3 separate regions of the Homo sapiens genome follow, and regions 1 and 2 are each linked to region 3. The links are chromatin contacts, found by Hi-C in ENCODE. All regions are on one chromosome and are shown on one strand. Each heading gives the region's core, a stretch centred on a gene start or an enhancer-like site at or near the end of the contact. The rest is flanking DNA. Distances are from core to core; before and after follow the strand shown. Region 1 holds the start of SNW1 (SNW domain containing 1). Region 2 holds the start of VIPAS39 (VPS33B interacting protein, apical-basolateral polarity regulator, spe-39 homolog). Region 3 holds the start of ZFYVE1 (zinc finger FYVE-type containing 1).

Region 1 (3,171 bases), core at 448-2,947, 4.7 Mb after region 3:
GGCTGTGATTGGGCCACTGCACTCCAGCCTGGGCAAGAGTGAGACCCTATATCAAAAAATAAAATAAATAAAAAATACCCATGACATCTCTAGAAATTTTTCCTGTGTGTCCATTTCAAATTCCACCTTTTCCACAAAGTCTCCCCTCATAACTTTACTAGTCTATGACACAGTGTCTCACACCTGGGGAGCACTCAAATGTTTGCTGCCTGTAACATTTACTAAACAAACTCTTGGCTGGGCATGGTAGCTCATGCCTGCAATCCCAGCACTTTGGGAGGCCTAGGTGAGAAGATTGATGGAGGCCAAGAGTTGGAGACCACTCTGGCCAACGCAGTAACACCCTATTTCTAGTTTTTTTTTAAAAAAATTTCAGATGCCGGGCATGGTGGCTCATGCCTGTAATCCTAGCACTTTCGGAGGCCGAGACAGGAGGACTGCTTGAGGCCAAGAATTCAAGACCAACCTGGCCAACACAGCGAGACCGCATCTCAAAAAATAAAGTTAAAAAAAAAAGCAAAAAAATTTTAGAAACGAGGGTGGGGAGAAAACTCTCCAGCCCACATAACTTATTCCATTCAATTCTTTTTGCACTAAGGTTAGTATTACACAAATGCACATTTTGTGTTCTGTAATTGTTTTATGTCTGTATACCTTGCACCCCTATCTTCCCTGTTGCCAAAGACAGATTTTCTTCTGTGTACACAACCCCCAGGACAGAGCAAGGCACCAACAGTAATTCCCAAAATAATTTTTTGATTAAAACTTTTGGAGTCATACTGTCATCAGCCAGAAAAAAAAACATGCGTGAGGAGAATGAAGGGTGTTAAAAGAGCTCAAGCTGATGTCCTGAAAGGATTACTTTATCTATAACCTTCCTGAACACTAGCCTTTTCCTGTTGAGTTCGCATGGAAAGTTTTTCCACTTAAAATGGGGCAGCAAGGCTGGGAACTAGTAGGAGTAGCGTAACTTCTCGGACTCTCCCACTGAAAAGCATCTTTTTCTTAAAGGCGGAGAGCACTTTACAGACGGTTACTAAGGTAACCGGAAACAGCAAAACTGAGGTGGTTCTATCTACGGAAGAAATTCTAAGCTCCAAAGTTAAAATGCGGAGCAGTGGCGCATATCAGCAGACGGCGGTCACTACTGTGGCTCATTTAAATCTGTGTTCAGCTCCGGGCCTCTTTTTTCAGGAATCCTTGTTTCGGGACACCCAGTGGACAGCGAAAGGAGAGAGACCACCACAGGCAAACGGCCGGAAAGCCGCGCAGTCGCAGCCCGCGCGCTTCACTCCGCCCAAATAAGCCACTACCGTCACCAACCCCATCTCGTTCGCCCGAGCCGCGGACCTGAGGGAGCGCTGTCCGCTCCCCGCAAGATGCTCACGCGAAAAACCCACTCTTCAGTGTCTGAGACCACTCCGCAGCTTTCGGCCTCGGTGAGCGGGTGAACTAAACCCGGGAAACCGCTGAAAGACCCCAGCTTCGACTAGGCCTAGTCGTAGCGGCGGCCAGCGGGAGGGCGTAGCCGTAGTCTTGGCCCACGTCATTCTGTGCCCCGGGTCAGGTCACCGCCCGGAGGGTATGGGAAGAGAAATGAAGAAGACTGGTACTCCCAGACCCTTCCGTATCGAGGACCCCAATCAACAACCCACCTGGTGAGCGCCATCTTCTTCCGCTTCTTCCAGCGCGAGCGACAGCACCGCTGGGCGGGTCTTTCCAGATGATGAGGAGCGGAAAGGAAGGAGTGCGCGATGCGCAGGCGCTCTGGCCGAAAAGGCCTTCTGGGATTTGTAGTTCTTTGAACAGGAGTACCGTTTGTATTCTGACCAGACCAAGCGGTTATCAAGGAATAATCTCTTCAGCTAGCAACAAATGCATAACTCGATCGCTTATATGCGACATGATAGGGCGTTCCCTAGGCAAAATATCAAAGATACAGGGAGATGCCTTTTAGGCCGCTTTATTACGTTCCTTACTCAGTCCCGTTCCCCGAGAAGGGGTACAAAATACAAAAGCTTCCCGGGGACAGCTACTTTAAGTAAGAGTGATAGGGCGTTTAAAACGACAGGTAATAATGAGACTAGCTAATGGAGAGTCCTTGGACTCTCTGAAAACATTCACACTCAAAACTTTTCTTTAAACCATATCCTCTCACCCGCCAAAACACTCTCTTGGGGAGATATTTCGTAATCCTTGGTAATTTACCGAGTGTCTGGGTTCTCTGCCCAGGGTATGACAAGGCTGAAATCTCATAGGAGGCTCTGGAGAAAAATCCATCTCCTAACTCATTCTTGTTGGCAAAAATCAGTTCCTGGCGGTTGTGGGATCGAGTTCCCTGTTTTGTTTTGTGCTGTTAGTGGTGGCCACCCTCAGCTCCTAGGGGTCACTCTCGAGTCCTTCCCACATGAGCCCTATTTATTGGTAGTTCACAACATGGATATTTGCTTTCTGAGGCACATCTTTCTGACTCCTCTTCTGCCACTGTTGGAGAAAAATGCCCTGCTTTTAAAGGGCTCATGTGATTAGATCAGGAGCACCTGGATAATCTCCCTATTTTAAGATCAACTCTTGGCCGGGCGCAGTAGCTCACACTTGTAATCCTAGCACTTTGGGAGGTCGGGGCGGGCGGATTGCCTGAGCTCAGGAGTTCGACAAAGCCTGGGCAACATGGTGAAACCCTGTCTCTACTAAAAATACAAAAATTAGCTGGGCGTTGTGGCGCGCTCCTGTAGTCCTAGCTACTGGGGAGGCTGAGGCAGGAGAATCGTGTGAATCAGGAGACGGAGGTTGCAGTGAGCCAAGATCACGCCACTGCACTCCAGCCTGGCGACAGAGTGAGACTGCGTCTCAAAAAATAAAAATAAATAAATAAATAAATAAATAAATAATATAAAAGAATAGCTGGGTGTGGTGATGTGCTCTTGTTTTCTCAGCTACTTGGGAGGCTGAGGTACAAGAATCGCTTGAACCCAGGAGGTGGAGGTTGCAGTGAGCCGAGATTGCACCATTGCACTCCAGCGTGGGTGACAAAGTAAAATTCTGTCTCAAAAAAAAAAAAAAAATCAACTCTGCCACACCGCATAACAGAATCAGAATCTTCATAGTCATGGCCCCAGGGGTTATGTAGGTCAGGTACTGTGGGGGTTGGGTGAGGAGGAGATCTTGGGG
Region 2 (2,966 bases), core at 82-2,581, 4.4 Mb after region 3:
AATAGTAACTTTTATTATTAATACATCATCCTGGTACCTTGGGAAAAGCTAAAAAAGAAAATATTTTTTAGCAATCCTAAAGATTAAAAAAAATACAAAAATTCTGAGTAGCCACAAATGCTGAAGATGTGTATAGAACATATAAATGTCTCTGGCACACATGTCAGTTCATAAATCACTCTGTCATTCGTTTGATCCTCAGAACAATCTTGTAAGGTAGGCCTGGGAGATTCCATTTCCATGTTACTCATGGGGAAAGTGAGGCACAAAAGAGTTCAGTATCAAAGCCACTTTGTTAAATGCTCCTATTTCAAATTACAATCCAGGCTTTCTGGCTCCTAGACCATTTCTAGTGTCTTGCATGGTCCTTCTACCTATTTTTCACTTTCCAGAAAACTAGAGATCATTCCTTCACTATAGTAATTATCTACAGATAGACATAGAATGTGTCTAACAAACACAATAATCTACCAGAGGATTTCTGGAATCTTTTTAACCATGCAATGGCAGTAGACAACTGCCATCAATTTGTATTTATAACGCCAAATGAGAAGCTAGGTTTACTTGGCAAGTATAGATAATGATCTAGTGGCTCTAGAGTTATAAAGTAATCAGGTACGATTGTCACTCTTAAGAGTGACAGGTGCTTCAACATGATTTAAAATACTTCAGAGGTTTGTCTTTATCGTCTCTTGTTTACTGACAGCCCACAAGGCAGGGTGAGAGACCTCAGGGGAGAACAGGAACTTTACAAAGGAAAACAGAAGAATCAGCAAGAAAACCACAACATGCTCCCTGCCTCAGAAAACTCCAAAAACCACCTACTGAGAAGTCAGACTTGGTTTCAATTATCTTCCGAGCCAGGAAGATACAGGTGAGGCTTGTGAACTGAGACCAGGGAACAAGAGTTAAGCTAGGATGACTCTACGGGTGAACGTCCAGGAAGCCATGGATCTACCGCAGTCGTCAGAGCCCAGCGGATCCCTGGCAGAGTTAAATGCTCGTTCTGAACCAAATGTCCGCTTCCGAACCAATCGCTGGTGCTCACTCGCAGCCCCAGTCCCAAGCGTACTCCAGCGCCCAAGGGTCGCCCTGACTGAAAGAAGAGAATCAGGCCTGTAGTCATAGGGTGTAGGGATGCCTCCTAGAAGAGGGGAAAAGATCAAGATGCGGAGAGGCTGGATCCAGCCAGATACGCGACCCAAGGGGCTTGGGACACCCTCACCTCTTCCGCACAGAGCCCTCCCTCTCAGGACAGCGCCAGCCTCCGCCGCCGCTGGACCAGCCCTTCTATTCAGGCTGTGCAGCTTAGAGAAGGGGGCGGAAGGGAATAATCGTAGGGCGGAGAGAAAACACGAATAACGAGACCGCAGGGCATGCTGGAAGTCGTAGTTTCTTCTGCCTCTGCTGTCAGGCGCTGTCCCGACGAACCACAAGGCTTCTTGACTACAGCCCCCAGAAACCCCAAGCACCGTGCTAGGTCATTTCCTCTCCTTTCCGCGAGACCTTCCGCGGTTATCCAGCGAGTCACGTAGCAAGACTACAATTCCCATGAGGCTCAGCAAGGGCGATTTAGGGTCCAGGGAAGCAATGAGACGTGTTCTTTGTTTTCCTATGGGTGAGGAATGGTTGTATGAGCAGTTGGGTTTCGGGACGCTTTTTGGGGAGAACCCGATGGAGTCTGAAGGATCTCTAAATCAGGCGGAACCCACGGTGCGGCGAGTTGGGACGGAAGTAACCGGTGGGAGTGGGGAGGAGCCGGAAGTTAAGGAGGGGAGGGGGTGGAGGGAAAAGCAAGCCAGGAGGTGCTTGCGGCCGCTTCTAGTAGTTTCCAGGCGCTGCCGGGCGGCTGGCACTAAGCGGTCCTGAGGCTGTGGCTACGGCTGCTCCGGAGCTGGTGGCGCCGCGATAGGAGAGCCGATGGCCAAGTGGGGTGAGGGAGACCCACGCTGGATCGTGGAGGAGCGGGCGGACGCCACCAACGTCAACAACTGGCACTGGTGAGGGCCAGAAAAGCAGGCCGGCCTTGGGAGACCTGCGGCCGGGCCAGGGTTTCAGGGTTCCTAGAACCTCGGCCCGGACAGAGCTGGGGCTGAGGTAGCCCTGTCCGGAGATGGGGGTGGGTCCTTCCTGTGGCAGGGGTCCGTAGCCCCAGGCCTCTCCACTCCGCGGTCACCTTCTCAGTGTTTGAGGGGAGGGAGATGGACGTGGAGGGCTGCGCCCCAGAGGAGGGTTGTCAGAGAGACTAGGAGATAACGCCCTGGCTGCTGCATCCAGCCCGAGCAGGGAGGTGCTTATTACACGTGGCCAGAGGAGTCACTGAGACTGGAACCTCCTTTGATTGTGTTGGGAGATAGCTGTGAAAGGCCTAAGGCCAGGGGTCTGTAATTCCTATTTTGCGGCCTGCGGTAAAATTAAAAGTCATTCATAGGGGACCGCTGCAGCGGTCCCGCGGGAGATTGAGAACGTGTTGTGCAGGTGCTCAGAGCTCAGATAGCTGCGGCCTCTCACCCGGAACTATCAGGTCGGGTGTGTTGGAACTCCAGGTTGCCGAGCAGCCGTGGTTTTATAACCTGACCGTTCTTAAAATAACTGCCCTCCTTCATGAAATCTTCCCAAAGTAATATTAGTTTCCTTATTTTTGAATTCCACTGAACTTTTTTCGTAATGTTTGTATTGTACCGTTACTTTGTTGCAGCCTTTTTTGCTGTTGTTTTCTCTAATAGTTGATAAGTAGGAAGGCAGATAGTGATGTTTCTTTTCCATATCTCACTTTGTATTCTCTCTTCTTAACATGCAGAGTACTTGACCTAATTTTTGTTGTTTGTTTTGAAGCCCTGGACTTAACGTTTTTGTGGCCATCTAGGGGACAGTGAATGTGTAGGAAGTTTATAATGCAAGTGCGAATCTGATAGGTCAGAACACCGTGCCAATGAGGTCAGGGTTATTGGTTTAATCCTTTCTGG
Region 3 (3,379 bases), core at 561-3,060:
TGACCCCAGGTGATCTGCCCGCCTTGGCCTCCCAAAGTGCTGGGATTACAGGCGTGAGTCACCGCACCTGGCCAGAAATCTCATTTTCTATCTTAACACTTACACTGGCTTGTTGTATAGCCAGGCGCAGTGGCTCACACCTGTAATTCCATCACTTTGGGAGGCCGAGGTGGGCAGATCACTTGAGGTCAGGAGTTCGAGACTACCCTGTCCAACATGGTGAAATCCCATCTCTACTAAAAATACAAATATTAGCTGGGCATGGTGGCAGGCACGTGTAATCCAAGCTACTAGGGAGGCTGAGGCAGGAGAATCACTTGAACCCAGGAGGCGGAGGTTGCAGTGAGCCAAGATCTTGCCACTGCACTCCAGCCTGGAAGACAGGGCAAGACTCCCTCAAAAAAAAAAAAAAAAAAAAAAATCTCAAAATTGTGGCTAAAGCTCCTCCTCTTGACAACAAACGCCACCTCTAGGCCCAAGGCATTTAAGAGACTTTGCTGCTCTATTTCCCAGACTGGAATTTTCTGTTCATTCAGATATTAAATTCAGAATCTAAATCACTAAGTGAGTAGTCCTTGGAAGGACAGCCCTCTGCACCCCCACATGCATCCCACAATTGGGAGGAGTGGAGAGGCCTTCACAAAGCTAATGAAAATGTAATAATAAACTTTAGATCTATCAAATACCTGGGCCGACCTGGTTAGCCTTGTAACTGGATTGTTTCAACTCTAGCTAGATGTATATTAAAGACTCAAAACTTAGAAACAATAGTAACAATTTCATCTTTAAAAACAATTTTTTTACACTGTAATTCTTCTGTCCCTTCTTTCACTAACTGAAAAAAAAAAAAAAAAGGAGCAACAGGAGACAATTCCTCTACTTTGACCCATGGCAAAGCCAGGCCTGCAGTGAATCAAAACAAATAATTTTTCTCTTTGTCACTTAAAAACTAACTTAAAAATAACTTCAAAATACGAAAAAAGATAACTGGGGCAAGAAAGGGGCTTTTGTCACTTTGACAATTATATTCCTAATTCCCCCTAGCCTTGACCCGCATTCCAAGGCCCCGACAAGGTGTAAAGCCCTGCCTTTCTGATAGTCACTCCTCCCCTACAGTAATCAATCTATCAACCTTATTTTCAGATAAACAAGGAAGGCGAAGGGAGTGACTAGGGGATCTTATTTACTACAATCTAACCTCAGACATGCCCAGCCAGCTCCCAAAACAGAAACAAAAATCAAACTTGTCACAATTGAGAAAAATATAAAATCAACCTTCAAAAGTACACCTCACGCCCGGCCATGTCAACCAAACATTTTGCCCACTCGGGCCCCCACCTCGACACCTCTCCCCAGCCGGGGGTTCCTCACCCTTCCTTCCACCCGGACACCACCGCCACAACCCGAGGGGCAGGAGCGGAGCCTAAGAACAAAGAAGGTCCCCCAAAATCCCCCCCACGCCGGCAAAACCCGGAGCCGAATCCATTGTTTATACCACCCCACCCCCACCCCCGCCGCACCCGCCCCCCCTTCCTCCCGAGGGCAGCCTGAGCCCCAGGACGATCACTCGCCCCGCGCTGGGCCGTGCCCTCCCCGCCCTGCCCTGCCCGCCGCGGCCCGGGGATCCCACCACTGAGAAGCTCGGCCGCAGCAAGGCGGCGTCGGGGGGCCGCAGGGCGCCAGTGGGGGCAGAGGCTATTCCTCAGGACACCGGCAGATCCATCCTCATCTCCATCTCCGCCACCCTCCTCCTTCGTTGCCTCCCGGGCTTCCTCCTCTCCTGTTGTCAGTTGGGATCAGCTGATCGGAGTGAACTTCTCCCAGCTCGGACTAACAGGAAGGCGTGAGCGGTGCAGCCCAGAAAGGGAGGAGCGAGAGAGGGAGGATCCCGGCGCCAGCAAGGGCGTAGTGCGCACTGCCTCCTGGGAGATGTAGCTCCTCGAGGCGCGCTCTCGCCCCTCATCCCGGAAAGGAAGACTCTGAATGACTACAACTCCCAGTACTGAAGAGGCTGCTCTTGCGAGGAGGCGGTGGGGACAGGCTACGGAGGATTTCGGGACTTGGAGTTTTTGCATTGAGTGTGGTGTCCGCAGGTTTCAGCACGTTCTTTTGGGTTGTAACTGGGGAAGGCATGGTGCTACATTAGAGAACTGATGTAATAATGTCTAGTATAAGTGGGAAATGGTGAGTCAATTAATTTGGATTCAAGTAACCTCTTGCACACCATTCCCTCAGAAACGTGTGAGCACAGACAGTCTCCACCTTCCCAATTTCACTTCGCAAAAACTAAGGAAAAGACCAGAAAAAGTGATAAGAGGATATAGGTACTCTTGGGAAGTTTTTGTTGTTTTTCCCCCCTTGGCAAAGGACAAAATTACAACGAATTTAGTTTTAAGATCTCAGTTGGCTTTATTGCGACTCTAGGATCAGGCAACACTTCATTCCAGAAAGTGGAGTGAATGTTCTGATGAGCTGAGCAGGAGAGGTTGGCTTTGTAGACAGAGAAAAGCTTGAGGAAGCAAAAGCAAAGAACAAAGAGCATATTGGTTTCTTTCTTTCTCTTTCTTGTCATTCTTTTCTTTCCTCTTTCTTCTCTTTTTTTCAGTCTTCTCATGGGACCTTGACATATTGGTCACTTCTAAGCTACTTTCCTTGGAAGGTGAGGACAGAGAGACAGAACAATAGAAAAATAACTGATTAGTTGACATCAGTTACTTCAGGCTACTTCTTTTGTGTAAGGATTACAACAGAGGGAGCTTCATTATCATGCAACATTAAAACAAGCCTGTTTGGGAAACTGGCTGTCCTTATCCCTCTTTCCTGATTTCTCTGAAGGTCAGATAACAACTTAGCTTGGGTTTGGTAACAACTTAGTTTGGATTTGGTGAGGTGAAACTTTAGCATGGGTGACTCCATTTTTATTTTAGCCAGGTCTATTGGGGCCTGGTGCAGGAGTTTAGTCCAAAACAAAGGCCTCCTATCATTTTTACTTAACACCCTTCAAGGGTATTCTCCAAGCCAACCATGAATTTTTTTTCCTACCTATTATTTTTCTGATCTTTCCTTCTATAGTTTCAGAACTTCTCAGGCTGGGCGCGGTAGCGCATGCCTGTAATCCCAGCACTTTGGGAGGTCGAGGTGGACGGATCACCTGAGGTCGGGCGTTCGAGACCAGCCTGACCAACATGGAGAAACTCCATCTCTACTAACAGATACAAAATTAGCCGGGCGTGATGATGCATGCCTGTAATCCCAGCTACTCGGTAGGCTGAGGCAGGAGAATTGCTTGAACCTGGGAGGCAGAGGTTGCAGTAAGCCGAGATCACGCCATGGCACTCCAGCCTGGGCAACAAGAGGGAAACTCTGTCTCAAAAAAAAA

Evidence for each region. Hi-C counts contacts between places; a loop is a spot of excess contacts on that map. Pooled maps may share reads with other maps.
Region 1: a loop to region 3 is called in a pooled map, with 17 times the contacts of the local background. The contact joins the promoter of SNW1 here to the promoter of ZFYVE1 in region 3. A Hi-C loop is called at or near these places in 4 of 50 pooled maps.
Region 2: a map of CD8-positive, alpha-beta T cell shows a loop between it and region 3 (25-fold over the local background). The contact joins the promoter of VIPAS39 here to the promoter of ZFYVE1 in region 3. A Hi-C loop is called at or near these places in 2 of 168 maps with a recorded cell type or tissue (CD8-positive, alpha-beta T cell and naive thymus-derived CD4-positive, alpha-beta T cell) and 7 of 50 pooled maps.

Annotation. Positions count from the first base shown.
Region 1 is chr14:77,759,459-77,762,629 of GRCh38, forward strand. SNW1 (SNW domain containing 1) reads right to left here and starts at 1,698. Exons shown (of 14, transcript NM_012245.3): 1 at 1,656-1,698. The coding sequence starts at 1,669. SLIRP-OT1 (SLIRP overlapping transcript 1) reads left to right here and starts at 1,310. Exons shown (of 2, transcript NR_161324.1): 1 at 1,310-1,658. RefSeq lists enhancers at 888-1,662, 1,570-1,889, 2,437-3,171.
Region 2 is chr14:77,456,270-77,459,235 of GRCh38, forward strand. It overlaps VIPAS39 (VPS33B interacting protein, apical-basolateral polarity regulator, spe-39 homolog), which reads right to left and starts at 1,332. Exons shown (of 20, transcript NM_001193315.2): 1 at 1,226-1,332. It overlaps AHSA1 (activator of HSP90 ATPase activity 1), which reads left to right and starts at 1,824. Exons shown (of 9, transcript NM_012111.3): 1 at 1,824-2,000. The coding sequence starts at 1,921. RefSeq lists enhancers at 1,130-1,652, 1,271-1,730, 1,653-2,175, 1,901-2,080.
Region 3 is chr14:73,025,296-73,028,674 of GRCh38, forward strand. It overlaps ZFYVE1 (zinc finger FYVE-type containing 1), which reads right to left and starts at 1,811. Exons shown (of 12, transcript NM_021260.4): 1 at 1,631-1,811. RefSeq lists a silencer at 1,514-1,723 and an enhancer at 1,954-2,153.